Linked DNA regions of Homo sapiens: region 2 is linked to region 1. A link is a loop called in an ENCODE intact Hi-C map of the cell type or tissue named here. Cell type or tissue: mesothelial cell of epicardium. All regions are shown on one strand. Links, peaks and the distances in the headings refer to the core of each region. The heading gives the core; the rest is flanking DNA. Region 1 overlaps LOC105377127 (a long non-coding RNA gene). Region 2 overlaps ADAMTS9-AS2 (ADAMTS9 antisense RNA 2).

Region 1 (8,470 bases), core at 2,898-5,397:
GTGAGTGAAAATGGATATCCATGAATTAAAAGCAGTACACATGGAAACAGAGCATCTCTCTTTCAAGTTAGAGCCCTGGCATTGAATACATTGACTCATTGGCTACAATCAGCCTTGACTGAGCTCCTTTGTTCACCTCTAAACTAATCACTATGGCTCCAGGGATGTGATGCTGTAATTGATCAGGCTTGGATCACCTGACCACATGTGGTGCTGTGGAAATGACAAACACCATCCTACTGAGATTATGGAAGGGGCAGTTCCTCAGGATGCAAAAGACAAGTGAATGAAAGTCAGGCAGATAACAACAGAAAATATCCAGAGTAGAGTTCCCTCTAAAGTAGCCACTATGTAGAATCCAAAATCCTTTAATGACGTATTTCTAAGTGAAACATTTTTGCCTAAGATAAGCATTTCTGTAAGATTTATAAAAAATACAGCTTTTCTGTATGTTGGAAATTTCACACTAACAGGAATAGTTCTGAAACACTGAAAATCTTAGAAACCTGTAGGATATCTGTAATAATACTGAGAAAGTAAGGATTGAATATTATGAGATTGTGAAAATTTCATTTTCAGTTTTTTTGTTATATGTCCTTATTATAGACTCAGGATTTCCTTTGGAGTTCATTAATGTAAATAATTTCAAAATTACATTAATAATTTTTATGAAACTGTAATTTTTGTGAAACTATCAGCCCTGGTCTCTTTTAATTTGTCATATTCTACAACTGTCTCAAAGATGCAGCTATAAAGAAAGAAGAAACTGCTTGGGGTGACTAGTTGACCATCCCAGAATGGTTTCTTTAATTGTTTTGGCCCCTTACAAGAAGTTTCTTTAAAAAAAACAAAAGTATATATTGTGCTGTTTCAGACTAGGGTTGAAAGTGTGATTTTTCTCATCACACTCTTCATAATCCTTTCAGAGAATTTTGATGCAGAAATAACTTATTAATTTGGAAATCTTCCCTCACACCTAGGAAATACATCTCACTCTGAGATGAATATGGATGGTTACAATAAAAATTAAGTGCATGTACGGTAAATGGGCATTGTTGGATAAATGCAGTGATGGAAGAAAATAAGATGGTGGTCATGCCATTTCTACCTGACTTCCTTTTCTCCAACTTGATGATACTCTACCTTCAGAAACAGGTGAACAGGCCATCCATCATATTCTTTTCTTTGTAGTAACTTTTATTGGTTTGAATTACCATATGTTGTTCGCTTGTGCAGTGTTTGAGTTGAAAGAGGCATAAGTAAAATTACATCTTCTTTTTTTTTTAAGGAACCTTTGTTCTTAAACAGAGGAAGTTGTAAACTCTCCAATAGCAAATTTTATTAACTCATAGGCAATACTATAAATGATGGTACTCTATTGAGTCAATGCCTTCAACATGAATCAGGAGATTAACTTTTGCTGCAAACTGTCAATCTTTACTCCCAAATTATGGTAAGTAGTTAAGTTTTTTTGTTTTGGCTTTGAAGTTGAATGATTCTCTTTGCTCAGTTGTGTCAGTCAGAAAAGGGGATTTTTCTTCTCAGCTGAGCTCTGCATGTTTTTCTTTAACAAATTATCATCTCCCCCCCAACCCCCGACTATGTCATTACATTGTTGTTATTAACATTCATCAATTTCTAAATATTTCTCTAAAGTTCTGAGGGATTTGGCAGTTTAAACTGTATGCCATTATTGACAATATTAAATAAAACTTTCTGAAAACCCTTATGCAGGCTTTCATGTGGGTTTCTGTCAGGTTTGCAGTAAAATGTCATAATGTCATATTTGCATGTTTTTTTGAGAGAGAGAGAAAGAGAGGACAAGAGAGATGGTGTTCTGAGTCACTTGCTGAAGCTTTCTATACACATTTTTAGACCAAAAACCATGGTCTAGGAGAGAAAAAAAAATCAATTTCTCAGAAGCATTCTATGATATCCAGTCAACTGGTATATGAGCCTAAGTGCACATGATAGTTGCCCAAGAAAATTCATTGCTGCTTTATTTGCATCAGCTAAAAAACGAAAACAGAAATAACCTAAATTTGTAAATCAATGAAAAGTTAAATAAACCATGACATAATGTAATGTTATGTAGTATTTAAAGTAGATTTACCTGAACTCACTTAAAATGAGGCTTAGGAAAATATTATTAGGAATAAAAAAGCAATTGCACAACGTTTGACATAGTGGAATCATTTTTTCTGTAAAATATATGTCTTCATGTCTTCACATATATGAATGTATACAAACAGTTAACTATAGTTACCTCTGAGTAGTGAGACTGTTGGGTAATGAGTAGGGAGAACTTTGCTGTTATCTTGACATACCCATGTGTTAAAAAAATGATGAACATGTATAACGATTGTAAAATGTACATGCACAAAAGAAAATAGGCTATCAAGCACTTTCATTTTACAAGTGAGAGAACGGAGCATGGAGAAATTAAATGACTTTCTCTGGTAACAGAGCTCATTAGAGTCAGACTTTGAATTCAGAACTTTAGACTTCAACTTCTGTATGATTATTCCTCTACCAGATCAATCCTCTTTAATGTATCAGAAAAAAAAATTTTAATCATGAATGCCTGCATCTTTGAAATACAGTAAAAATAACCCCTCCTGCCCTCAAACCTTGGAATTTAAATTTTAGAAGTTCAGATCTTGCTTTTCCTCAAGATATCTATCTATAAATGCGCTTTTGTATATGACTTGGAATTAAATGTTTCTCTTTAGTTTTCAAATGAGTTTTATTATCATCTGATAAGTAGGGTAACCCTAGTGCAGGGAATAAATATCTTAATTAACTGATGAGTGGTCAAATCAATCTACAAAATTAAGAGGAGGAGGGCAAAGGGGCAGGAGGGAAGGCTGCCTTCTATGCTGCTTTGTGTAATAATCTAATCAACCAACATTAGCAAAAGTCTCCATGGCTCAGCTCTTCCAACAAAGGTGTTCATTGTAGTGATATCCAGGAATCAACCTCACAAAACCATCTATCCAGGTGGGCTTTGAATTGAGCTCTGTTTCTTCTACTTTAACTTGGTCTCATTCATTTCTTCCTCCCTGGCTACCCATAAAAAGTTGCTCTGGAGAAATGCTCTGGCACCTAAACTCACCCTGTGGAGTACTTTATTCATTGTTTTCTTGTAGTCCTCTTTAAATTGCAGACATTCAAACTTATTAAGCTGTGGCATTCTATTTCTATCTGGGGGTGGGATCTGAGTTAACTGAGTGCTGAGGAACAAACATTGTTAGGGATGTAGAAAGGGCATGATCGGAAGAATAGGGAGATTCTGAGCTAAATTTCAATATCAGCTAATATTCAGTATCAGCTTATCATCATCAGTCACCACCAACATCAATATAGACCTTGTTAACTTCAGAGATACCATTTACTGGGCATTGACTAGGAGCCAGGCAGTAGGGTAGGCATTTTACAGGAACTCAGGCCTCATTACAATCTGTTGGGGGCAGATACTGTTATTATTCCCATTTGTATATAAGGAGATTAAAGCCAATAAAGCTTGGACTGGTTCAAGGTCACATTGGCTAAGGACTGCATTGCTTGTTTTACAGGAAAATTGTCTTCTCTCAGAATTCAATCTTTGTGTAGGAAAACAAGCCAGGGGACTATAACAACATACTCAACACAGAAGTGGGATCTTCCAACACTTCTTTCCCCCAGTGGATTCAGCTTGTTAGTATAGAAGGAAACTCTTTGACTTTTTGAAAATACCTATTGATTTCCTTGTGTGGGGAAATTTACAATTTATATGCTTCAGATGCCATTGAACCATTCACTGCTTTGTTGCTTTTTCATGGGCAGGAAAGATGTTTGTGAAAGGAAGGCCAAGTGGCATCCTCATTTGGCCTCATTTGTGCAATAGATAACTGTGATCTTGGCACTGAGAAGGATGCCCCGAAGCCACTTGAAAGATGAAAGGGCCTATCTTGAAATAAGGTTTGCTGGAAGATCACAACCCAAGCATCTAAAATGTTAGTCCAGAAAAAGGATGGCAAAGAACTACCAGAGTCTTCAAATAGGAATTTCTAATTAGAATTTTAACAGCATGAAATTATCCTTGCTCCACCCTTGGAAACTGCCTTTTCTTATAGGAAGTAGATAAAATTTTCCTGTCCCTTGGTTATGGACTTCAAAGATATGCAAGGATCAGTTTTTTTTTTTTTTTGTCATTTTGTGCAGCTTTGGTATCTGGGTGTTCCTGCTGAATTCTATAGTCCAAATTCTTGTCTACAGCTCAAAGCTGATCTTAATATAAATGGCAGGTTTGTCTTACCTCAGATGCTTATTAAAATGTCATTCAGCAATTAGCTGAATCAAGGAAAGGAACATAGTATGCTTTTATTCTGTCTCAAAGCTTGCCCATATCTAAGCTGAGAATCTTGGTTTGCTCCCATCACATTGAAGCAGCTGTTGATTAGGGTGCCTAAGTTATAAATATAGAAGGAGCAAGTGCTGTGCTTTGGAGATATCTGAAGGAAAATAACTTCTGCTACCTTCTGCTAACAGCACCAATCAATTTTGGAAGTGATAAGGATAGATTCCCTGGGGGCCATCAGCTGCTCTGTAACACATCCTGAAATATAAGAATTATATTGAAACGTTGCTATTTCATATAGCACTTTACACACATTTTTAGATTTAACCTTGAAAGTTGGATAGAAAGGGCTATCAAGAAAAAAAAAACTTAGCCCCTACAAAATCCATACTGCATAATGTATGTTATTGATAATATTGGTGAGACTTTTTCTTCCTCCAGTGAATTAGAGGGAATCCCTGAGATATTGACATCACACTAAAGGGTTAAGTTTTTAGGGCAAGCATGAAAGAGTTTAATTTTTCTCAGCACCTTGCTTCATCTCTGGAAGTTGCCACAACATGCCTCACTTTGGTAGCACAGCTATGTTGACATCCTTTGGGCGTAGAAAAAGTAGTAAAAACAGGGAATCTCCCCTTCTCACTCTCACTAGTGAGTATCATGAAGAAACGTAATAATGGATTTGCATGCTTAGTATTCTAAGGACATTACTTCCAATACTATTTGGATCTTAATTGATAGTAAGCAAATAGAAAAGAAACTTATAAAGAATGTGCTGCATCACTTAAAAATATTTCAAGTACTTTAAATTGGCAAATTAATTTTTCTTTGTTTTTTAGAATTGACAACTACTCCATCAATGCCCAATTCTTATTAAGTGCATTTTCTACTGGCTCAAGTTCTATCTTTGATTGCTCTTTTCGGAATTCTGCAGTAAGAATCTCAATAAATAAATAAATAAATAAATAAATAAATAAATAAATGCATTGGGCTGACTTCTAGAATGATTAAGGATCTCTGAAAATTCACTTCTTCATAAAAGAAATGAAGAAATAAGAACACTTGCAAACAAACAAATAAACAAATAAAACCAACCAACCAAACCAACAAAAAACCTGTCAAAATCAACTTTTGAAGAACTCTAGAAATAACTAAAGGCTTACAACAATCTGAGGAGTGTTTATTTAAGAAAAATAATTGAAACTTTGTAAGAACAATTAGATTTATAGCACTTTAAAATTTATAATTCTTTCCTCTTCCCCAGCCATAGTAGCCTTGAAAACCATCAGGATTACAGTTATGATTGCTGTGAAAACCAGTAGCCTATCAGCCACTGGAAGGGAAAAAATAGGTTTGGAGTTTTCCTAAAGCCTGATCCCCAGAGAATTTCCACTATTTGGCTTGTCTGAAAGCTTGCTGAAAAGCTCCATTCTCAGGGCTTGTGTTTATTTGACTTGATTCAGAACTCACTCTGTATGAATAGTGTTATCTTCAAGATACTTGTTGAAAACAATTGGCAGCAAATGTTTAATATTACAGCTGTCTGAGGTGCCATTACCAGTTGGGGCTAACGAGAGGTTGACCAAGAAACTTAAATGGAAAAACTGAGGAATGAGACATTTGCAGGGGTCTTTGAAGGGCTCTGACATATTCCTGGGACTCTAAAAAGCCACAGAAATTCTATATAAAAAATCATAGTGAATCCACAAAAGAATTATTGGAGTTAATAAAGAAGTTCAGTAAAGTTGCAGGACACAAGATCAATACACAAAACTCAGTTATATACACCAGCAATGGACAAATTGAAAATGAAATCAAGAAAGAAATTCTCTCTACAATAGCACAAAAAGGAATAAAATACTTAGGAGGAATAAATTTCACAAAAGAATTGTGAGATTTGGCACTGAAAACTAAAAACCATTTCAGTGAAGTTAAGAAATACCTAAATAAGTGGGAAGACATTCCATGTTTATAGATTGTAAGAATTAATACTGTTAAAATGGCAATACTCCCCAAATTGGTCTACATATTCAATGCAGTCTCTTTCAAATCCAAGCTGCCCTTCTTTGCATAAATGGAAAAGCAAATCCTGAAGTTCATGTGGAAATGCAAGGGGCCCAGAATAACCAAACCAATCTTGAAAAAGCAGAATGAAGTTGTAGGCTTTGCACTTTCTGATTTCGAATCTTCCTATGAATTTATATTAATCGAGATGATATAGTACTGCCATAAAGATAGACAAACAAGACAAGTACATGAATAATGTAGAATTAAAAGCCTAGGAAAAAACCCTAGCATTTATAATTAATTGATTTTTGCCAAGAGTGCCAATTTAATAAGAAAAGCAGTCTTTTCATCAAATGATGCTGAGACAACTGGATACCCACATGCAATAGAATGAAGTTGTTCTCCCTACTTCACATGATATACAAAAATTAATTTGCAACAGATCATAAATTTAAATGTAAGAACCAAAATTAATTTTTTGTGACATTGGATTAGATATGGTTTCTTAGAAATAACACCAATGGCATAAGCAACAGAAAAAGAAATTGGATGCCATCAAAATTAAAAACTTTTATGCTTCAAAGGACACCATCAATAAAATTAAAAGACAACCCAGATAATGGAGAATATATTTTCAAATCACATATGTGATAAGGGTCTAGTATCTAGAATATTTAAAGAACTTTTTACAACTCAACAATAAAAAGAAACATCTAATTTAAAAATGGAAAAAGGATTTGAATAGATCTTCCTCCAAAAACGATATATAAATAGCCAATAAGCACATTAAAAGATGTTCCACATCATTATTCATTAGGGAAATGTACGTCAATGCCACATGAGATATCATTTCACATTTATTAGGATGGCTATATCAAAAAGACAAAAATAACAAGTGTTGTGAGGATGTGGAGAAATTGGAACTCTCATACATTGCTGGTGGGAATGCAAAATGGTACAACCATTTTGAGGACAGTTTGGAAGTTCCTCACAAATTCAAGATAGAGGTACCATATGACCCAGAAATTCCAACTTTAGGTATAGACCCTAAAGAATTAAAAACATATGTTCACATAAAAACTTTTGCATGAATGTTCATAGAATTAATAACAGCCAAAAGGTGGAAACAACACAAATGTCCCTCAATTGATGAATGGATACACAAAATATGGTATGAACATACAATAGTATTACTTAGCCAAACAAAGAAGTAAATACTTCTATCTTCTACAACATGGATGAACCTTGAATAAGGGAAAGGAGTCCTTCATAAAAGGCTGCATATTGTAGCATTCCATTTATATGAATTGTCCAGAATCGGCTAATTTATAGAGACAGAGATGGGTTAGTTGTTGCTAGGGGCTGGATGAAGGAGGAGGTGGGGAATGGCTGCTAACAGGCATGGGGATTCTTTTTGGGATAATGACAATATTCTGGAATTAGATAGTGGTGATGTTGCACACCTTTGTGAATATGCTGAAAACACAGAATTGTATACTTTAACAAGATGGATTTTATGGTATGTGCATTATATCTCAACAAAGCCGTTATTAAATGAAAAAAAAAAAAAAAAGATGAAGGCATTCCCCCAGCTGTTCTCAATTGCTGTTCTCAGGACTTTGTGGATGAATGACTCAGCAGAACTCACTACTTTTTTGTTTTATGTTATTTTATTTATTTGTTTATTTATTTATTTTGAGGCAGAGTCTCGCTCTGTCGCCCAGGCTGGAGTGCAGTGGCACGATCTCAGCTCCCTGCAGCCTTGGCCTCCTGGGTTCAAGCTATTATCCTGCCTCAGACTCCTGAGTAGCTGAGATTACAGGCACCCGCCACCACACCTGGCTAATTTTTGTATTTTTAGTAGAGACAGGGTTTCGCCATGTTGGCCAGGCTGGTCTGGAATTTTTGACCTCAGATGATCCGCCTGTCTTGGCCCCCCAAAGTGCTGGGATTACAGGCGTGAGCCACTGCACCTGGCCATTTCTTTTATTTTTTAAAAAGCAAGACTCTTTTGCCACACAGAAAACATATATTAAACAAAATATATTAATCACATATCACTGTTATAATCTAGATAAATAAATAGACTTCTTCACAGACACCATATGGAGATGGGATTCACCT
Region 2 (8,470 bases), core at 2,975-5,474, 270 kb after region 1:
ATACTAGGAATTGGCCTCTTTATGATGACCCCAGAGTTGGATCAGTAATAATAGCACTGGGAGTTAACAGTTACTGAGTGCCTGCCATGTTCCCACGCAGTATGCTAAGCAATGTATGGGAAGAATCTCAGGAAGTAGAGGCTGAACAAGTTTCTTAAAATAATGGGCTACAGGGAGCAGAAACCATTTAAAGGGCACTGACAGCCAAAGACTGTTTATGTCCAAGGGAAGGACTCTTCAGTAATATGGTAATACTCTTTTGAGTAATATAGTATGGAGACTAATAAAATAAAAGTAATACTAAAGGATCCTTTAAGGGGACTGGGTAAATGTGAACGAGAGGACTATTTTAGCAAAAATTCTTTCACTTAATACTTGCTACGAATTTACCATTAGCTCTCATTCCATCTAGTGGTAATGCCAGCACTATTCAGCCCCACCACTTCACCTGGTGAAGACATTAGTGTTGGAGCAATGGTATTTTTGCTTTATTGAGATAAGATATAATTCACATGCCCTAAAATTTACCCTTTTAAATACAGGTTCAGTGGTTTTTAGAATATTCACCGAATTGTGCAACTGTCACCACTATTGAATTCTAGAACGTTTTCATCATCCCAAAAAGCAGCTCCATACCCATTAACCATTACTCTTCATTCCCTCTCCTCCAAGCCCCTCGCAATCACTATTTCCTGTTTCTATGCATTAGCCTAGTCTAACATTTCATATAAGTGGACAAAGAATACGTAGCCTCTTGTGACTGGCTACTTTCATATAGCATAATGTTTTCAAGGTTCAAGCATGTTATAGATTCAGTACTTCATTCCTTTTAATGGTTGAACAATATTCCATTGTATAAATATGCCATAATTCATCAATTGATGGACATTTGCATTGTTTTACCTTTTGGCTATTGTGACTAATGCTGTTATGTACATTCATACATAATAGTTTTTTCCATTCTCTTCGGAACCAAGACTGCCCGGCATCTTTTAGGGGCACAATTCCTCCTTCATACTGTGGAAATCATGGTCAGTTCCTTTGGTTCAGATGTGCTTGATTTCAACTATTGGCCCCAGGGGTGGTCATGTGACCCAGACTAGCCAATGAAAGTATTTGATTCCCATGACTGTGGTGATTGGCTCATTGTTAGGGGTGCGTTTCAAGATGAGCCAATCAGTGTCCTGTGCTGGATGGATATGGCTGCATAGACACAGGTAGAGGGTGAGCTCTTTCTGTGTGGTAGCTAACTATGTCCAATGCAAGCATTCCCTGCCAGGAGGAGGGTCTGCTGAAAAGATGGAGAGCACTTATGACATCATTTGAATGCCAGAGTCCAGAGAGAACAAGGTAGAGCACTTATGACATTTGAATGCCAGAATCCAGGTGGGACTCGTCAGACCTGTTGAGCTTGGACTTCCTTCTGAGTAATGGGAGTCAGTGACAAGTATATGGGACTAAAAGATTTACTATTTGCTGGTTTCTCCTCCTATCCTAACTTCTTGAGAAATCTACAGGCACACATAATGGTATCTCCACACTACCATCGGCAAAGCAGCAGAACCTTGGTTATATGCCCCTTGGGGGCTGGGCCTGGGAGAGGGATTCTCCTAGAGAATCTCTCAGGGCTGCTTTGGGTTCTTTGGAGAGGCATTTGCTTATGAACTTCCCTTCTCTGGGATCTTCTATATACTAACAGTCAAATTGCTTTAAATTATGTATTCTAGAAGGCAGAGAAAACAACTCCTCTGCCCCCATCCTAGCCTCTTTCACTTTCTCTTGAAATTCTTTTTCTTTCCTCTTTCCCTTTACCAGCAATAATTTTTCAAAATGGCAAATTCTGCTAAGTTTTAGGTAGTGTCTGGTCATTGTTTCGGTAGTGGTGGTGGTGGTGGTGTTACTGGTACTGGTATGTATATGTTTCTCTGTATCTTATTTGATGTTCTTGATTCTTCAAAGTCAACTAAAATAAGTTTCATTTCAGAAAAATTGAACCTATAACCTAACATCTATCACGGATGCCATACTTTCCTGTCTAGGGTATGTGTACTTCTGATGATACCCTGGGCTTAAGAATAGGTAAAGTCAATATAAATATGGCACATCTTTACTGGATGCATTTGGGAGGAAATTATGTACAAATTAAAATGAAAGCGTGGAGGAGAATGCAAAATTCTTATGAATTTTCAAAATCAGATGGGAGATGTTAGATGTTGCCTTTTCAATGAATTACTTTATGGAATTCTAGGTTTCCTGAAGTGATAACAAGAATAACTGGTATTGATCCAGTCCTTACTATGTGCCAGACATTATCTAATTTCGTCATCACAACTGCCCTATAATCTAGTTGTTATGATTTTTATTTTATAGATGAGGAAACTGAGGTTCAAAGAAATCAGATAACTTAAGATCCCACAGCTAGTAAGTGGTAGAGTGTTGACTTTAATCGTGTTATGTGTGTTGTCAAAATCTTCTTAGTCACAATACTAAGTTGCCTCTCTGTATATGCAACTTTTATTTTTACTTTATGTATTTCTGTGGGCTCATTACTTTAAAAAATGAAGCTATATAGTATTATACAAAATAGATGCAGGGCGTGGTGGCTCACGCCTGTAATCCCAGCACTTTGGGAGGCCGAGGCGGGCAGATCACCTGAGGTCGGGAGTTCCAGACCAGCCTGACCAACATGGAGAAACCCGGTCTCTACTAAAAATACAAAATTAGCCAGCCATGAAGGCGCATGCCTGTAATCCCAGCTAGTTGGGAGGCTGAGGCTGGAGAATCACTTGAACCCGGGAGGCAGAGGTTGCAGTGAGCTGAGATCACACCATTGCGCTCCAGCCTGGGCAACAAGAGTGAAACTCCATCTCGGAAAAAAAAAAAAAAAAAAAAAAAAAAAAAAAAGAGAAAGAAAAGTTTCCACCCCCCTCCACTCTTTCTCTTTTAGTTTGTTTCTACTACTTTCTTGTGTATCATCCTGACAGTAGCCTCTGTGGACCTTGACCCAGCTTTTCAAAGTCTGGACTCAATCTCTGTGCCATACTGCTGAGTTGTTGGAAAAGCCAAGAAGCACTTATATAAATTTTGCCAAGAGAACAATCTGCCCAATATTGAATTTAGAACCTATTTAAATCAAATTCCTACCAGGTGCATCTGTTCAATCCCTTTGTCAGAGTATAATTTTTAAAAAGTTAGAAACATGATCCTCTCACATATATGGTGAGCACATGTCAAGGATTTCTTTAACTCAGTAGCAAGGAAGAGAGGACACAGCATGATGACAAAGCTGGTTTAAAGGAAGATATAAAAAACTGATATATATTTAGTCAGTTAAAAATCCTGGAACAAGGTTGCAAATTTAGATGCAAAATTGGTTAATTTCCTTTAAGGCAAAAAAAGAAAAAGAAAAAGAGTAACCTGTAGGGCTATCTTTCCTTCTGGATAAAAGTGATTTACATCTCTAGAGAACAAAAGTCATTTGCAATTAACAGCCTTCAACCAGTTAAAGTCTAACTTTACAGAGTCTGAGCTGTAATTAATAGTCAATTTTAAGGGAACCTTCCCTTCCTTTAGAGCAGCTGTCCAACAGAACTTTCTGCAATGACGGAAATGTTCTCTAGCTGTGCTTCCTAATGTGATAGCCACCAGCTTCATGTAGGCATTGAGCCCTTGATGTGTGGCTAGAATGACTGAGGAACTAAATTAATTTTATTTAATTTTGATTAATTCAGGTTTAAAGAGCCACAAATGACTAGTGGCTACCATAAAGAACAGCGCAGCCTGAGAGAGTCATATGACCCTTATGTGGCTTGTTAGAATAGTTAGTATGACTTTGAAAGGCTCACAGTAATCTTTCTGCCTGATTTCCAAGTTTAGGGGCCTTTTCCTGACACCTTTTGTTCTCCTACAGTTTCTTCAATCAACCCTTATTTTTCTTTGCTGTGAGGACCAGGAAGGAACCAATCTGTTTAAAAACTGTTGCCCGCTGGTGGCTCGTTGCCAGGTCTGAGATAACACTGGTGGTCCCTCTGAGGGCTGAGGACGCATTCCCCGGGTACTGCAATCAGAGCAGACGCATGTGCAGCTGTGGATGGAGGGAGCTGACGTGTTCTCTCCGGGAGCAGAGGAGCAAATGTCACGAGAAAAGCCCTTGAAAATGGTTCTCATCCCTTTCTCCATCGCAGACAACCCAGAATAAACTGTTCTGAAATGTTGACGTTTAATAATATTAATATTAGTAATGGCTGGAAAGGGCTTCTGGTAATGAGATTCCAGGATAAATAGGTCACTGGGTTTTCATTGCTTATCAATGAAGTTCCCAAAAAGATCTTTTTTAAGGAAATAGGCTCATGTAAACTTTTTTTTTTTTAAAAAAAGGAAGGAAATACATTGTCTTTATAATAAGGCAATGCAAGAGGGATTTTTGTTGATTTGTTTTGAGGAACTATTTATAAAATGATGAAGATTTTAAAAAATAAAAAAGGCTGAGCATGGTGGCTTATGAATGTAATCCCAGCACTTTGAGAGGCCAAGGCAGGAGAATCGCTTGAGCCCAGAAGTTCAAGATCAGGCTAGGCAACATAGTGAGACCTTGTCTCTAAGAAAAATGAAAAAAAAAAAAAAAATTAGCCAGGCATGGTGGCACACACCTGTGGTCCCAGCTACTCGGGAGACTGAGGTGGGAGAATGGCTTGAGCCCAGGAAGTTGGGGCTGCAGTGAGCCTGTGATTGCACCACTACACTCCAGCCTGGGTGACAGAGCAAGACCCTGTCTCAAAAAAAATAAAAATAATTTAAAAAGAAAACAAAATTGAGAATCCTCTGCTGGTCCCTGTTATGTCTTACTCAGAAAGTGACATAGGTGAATTTTATCTTAGGAAAATGTACTGCTACTGTGTTTCCAGCTGTATCAGTGCATTCTTACCTTCCCTAAATTAAAAGCCCATCACTGCTAGCTCCTAAGGACTCCTTTCAGTACCGCCTTTTCAATGCCACTTGAGCATCATGGTTCTAACAGTTAAGTTTGGCCTGCTTTGCGCTGTAAAACTTGCCTGCAAATAGCTTGGTGGTCTGCCCTGGATTTGCCAGGAGCCTGTTTTTTGAAAGGGGCTTAAGGCACAAGGCTGCTGAGTTTGGAATCATTTTGCCAACCCTGGCAGCCTCTGTGACTCTATGATTTCTTTAATGTTCCCGTCTTTCTCATTTCCCTAAATAAACTGAAGCCTTTACTGGAAGGTCAAGTAAATGTTACTGTGAATCACTACTAGTAGAGGCTCCAGAAAAGGGAATCCTGGTTGCTCTCAAATAATCTTGAAATTTCACTCTTTTAATTATTTTTAAGCCCCTGTTCTTAAAAAAAACTGTAGAAACATATGTAACATATATAAACCAAAATGTCTACTGATTTTCAGGCTAACTGAAGACTAACTAGAAATAAGTTTATTGCCCCAATGCTGTTGTTCAGAAGCTTTCTGATATGTTCATTCACCTTCCTGCCTTATTAATCAGAGTAAACATGATGAACTGTATATTTCTATGTAACATCATATACCATACTAATTTTCACTTGCGTTCTTAATATAATTTATCTTTTTGGGAATTGGGCATTGAACTACATTAAGTAGTTTCAGTATCTCCCCTTGAATATGTTGAGGGAATCTTTTGAAATCAACTTTGTACTGTCATTTCATTTTCTTTTCGTATACAGCTAAGATTTATTGAGTGCTTACTGTGAGCCAGACAATGTGATAAGTGTTTTAAGTGAATGATCTATTTTAATGCTTTTTAAAAATCAACACTGACTTAGTAATAGTGTTTTCCCTTTATTAAAGATGAAGAAACTGAGTTCAGAAAAGTGAACTGACTTACCAAGGTTACTCAACCAGTAAGTGTTGAAATCATAACTAAACTGTAGCTGTGTTTGACCACACAGCCTTGCTTACAACTCACAAAAGACTTGAGTTCCATTCCCAGCTTTGAACTTTATAGACCAAGTAATTCTTGACCTCCCCAGGCATCTTCATCCTTATTTATAAAATGAAGGTAATAGTGCCTCCCTTCCAAAGTTGGGGTACTAAGACTTGTGAGAAATTACTTCCAAACTCTAAAATGCTAAATACACGTAATGTTATTGCTTTTACATGTTTATTAGCTAGCGATGTCTTTAGTTAATTGCATTAGCTAAATTAACATATTATGCTTAGATTATAGGTGGGAAGCCTCACTATTAGCTAGCGATGTCTTTAGTTAATTGTATTCTAACTAACTGATATACTATGCTTAGATTATAGGTGGGAAGCCTCACTATCTACCATAGGGCAGAAATTGGTACAAGACCTCCTGGCTTTGGACTTGATCCAATGTGGCCTAGTTATTGAATTACCACAAGGAACTCAATTAAAGGTGGTCTGGCTAATGAAATAGGCAACTCACAGCTTCTAGTACTGGTCCTGGTTTTGACTCTCTTACTCTCTTAATATTTACAAAGTGTGTGAATATTCAGTAATCCAAATAATTTTTTCATTAGCCTTTGAGATTTTTCTGTCTTACTTGTGTTACAAAGTATGAAAATATTCAGTAATCCAAATATTTTTTTCACTAGCCTTTCAGATTGTCTATTATGGTGTTTGTTTTGTATCTGTTTAGGTGGGCTAATTAGCATAGTTAGTAATATCACTTTGAAGGGGCTCACAGTAATCTTTTTGCTTTATTTCCAAGTTTGGGATAATTTTTCTTAGTATCTTTGCCCCTACTACATTGTTATTTTTATCCCAATTATTGGAATGGTCTTCCTAATTTTGAATGGGATTTTTTATGACCTATGATTCTCTTTTCTGACAAAGCGCCAAGAACAGCAAAATGGACGTTTTTTTTGTTTTGAGACGGAGTCTCGCTCTGTCGCCCAGGCTGGAGTGCAGTGGCACAATCTCAGCTCACTGCACGCTCCGCCTCCCAAGTTCATGCCATTCTCCTGCCTCAGCCTCCCGAGTAGCTGGGACTACAGGTGCCTGCCACCACGCCCGGCTAATTTTTTTTGTATTTTTAGTAGAGACAGGGTTTCACCGTGTTAGCCAGGGTGGTCTTGATCTCCTGACCTCGTGAGCCGCCCGTCTTGGCCTCCCAAAGTGCTGGGATTACAGGCTTGAGCCACCGCGCCCGGCCAGCAAAATGGACTTAATGCAAATCAACCTGCATGGGCCATGCATTCTTTGGAAACTCTAATGCAATGTTCCTGAAAGCAGAGAGATGCCACTAAGAAATAATCTTGTTTTCTAAAGGTGGCCTTGGTAGGGTGAATTTTTTTTAAGAACATTACAATTCAACATGTCAAGGGATTGTTTCACACAGTATTGATATTTAGCTTTTAATTTTTTCTATTTAGAAAAACAAATGCCTTCCTAGTTCAAACAATGGCTTCTTTAAGGAAAACTGCAGACAAAGTGATTAAGTCACTTGGAGCTGAACTTCCAGGCAGCACTGCTTAATATTCATGATGTTTAATTTTTAAATCTCTCTCAAATGGAATTTCCATGGAGACATCAGACTTCATCATCTAAGAGGCAAATCAGTCAAATATATCCACAGACATTATCAGAGAATACGATTCATACTGTGTGCATTCCCTAGTCAGCCACTTTTGAAGATACGGTGATAGAGTCTGCACCATCAAATAACTTACTATGAGCAAGAGGATACTGATAGTTGCTACCTATATAAACATTTGTAGAAACAAAAATGAGAGATGCCTGTGACTGTTTGGGCTGAGGGGAACCATTAGAAGCCAAGTCATATTTTCTACTTTCTCAACAGATTTGGCTCCTCTTGCTTTTTTTGTATAAAGTACTTTCAACTAAGTGAAACAAGAGGTTTAACAAAGTCTCAACACTGGCTATCATCTAAGGGCAAGAATAAAAACTCTATTTGGTTCTTGTATTCAATCACCTGACCTCCATGTCTGAGACATACTAACAGTAAACTAACAGAAAACAATGGTTAAACAAAAAACAAAACCCAGCAACATTTAGCTTGGACTGTACATCAGGGAGAGGTTAAACAAAATTTATGGTCAAAGAAGTATTTATCCAGTAAATCCTACTAGTCACCATTACAAACTTGATATTAAAAATCCCACCCACGACTGTAAACTAGTTCAACCATTGTGGAAGACAGTGTGGTGATTCCTCAAAGATCTAGAACTAGAAATCCCATTTGACCCAGCAATCCCATTGCTGGGTATATACCCAAAGGATTATAAATCAAGCTGCTATGAAGACCCATGCACAGGTATGTTTCTTGCGGCACTATTCACAATAGCAAAGACTTGGAACCAACCCAAATGTCCATCAATGATAGACTGGATTAAGAAAATGTGGCATATATACACCATGGAATACTATGCAGCCATAAAAAAGGATAAGTTCATGTCCTTTTTAGGGACATGGATGAAGCTGGAAACCATCATTCTGAGCAA

What was found. Hi-C counts contacts between places; a loop is a spot of excess contacts. Peaks named below come from ENCODE experiments on the same cell type or tissue, not always from the same donor. Only the 100,000 strongest peaks of a DNase experiment are listed, where the experiment ranks them.
Region 2: it touches region 1 in a loop (23-fold over the local background); 4 of 110 quality-filtered maps call a loop at or near these places.

Annotation. Positions count from the first base shown.
Region 1 is chr3:65,158,422-65,166,891 of GRCh38, reverse strand. It overlaps LOC105377127 (a long non-coding RNA gene), which reads left to right. Exons shown (of 4, transcript XR_001740736.1): 2 at 981-1,155; 3 at 1,289-1,453; 4 at 5,179-5,265. Among named protein-coding and RNA genes, the nearest start is that of LINC02040, 12 kb to the left of the region's middle. In mesothelial cell of epicardium, for the core only: no CTCF peak of the experiment used is centred there; no DNase peak of the experiment used is centred there.
Region 2 is chr3:64,885,778-64,894,247 of GRCh38, reverse strand. All of the region lies in intron 4 of ADAMTS9-AS2 (ADAMTS9 antisense RNA 2), which reads right to left. All of the region lies in intron 2 of LOC105377124 (a long non-coding RNA gene), which reads left to right. Among named protein-coding and RNA genes, the nearest start is that of ADAMTS9, 200 kb to the right of the region's middle. In mesothelial cell of epicardium, for the core only: no CTCF peak of the experiment used is centred there; a DNase peak (open chromatin) is centred at 4,046.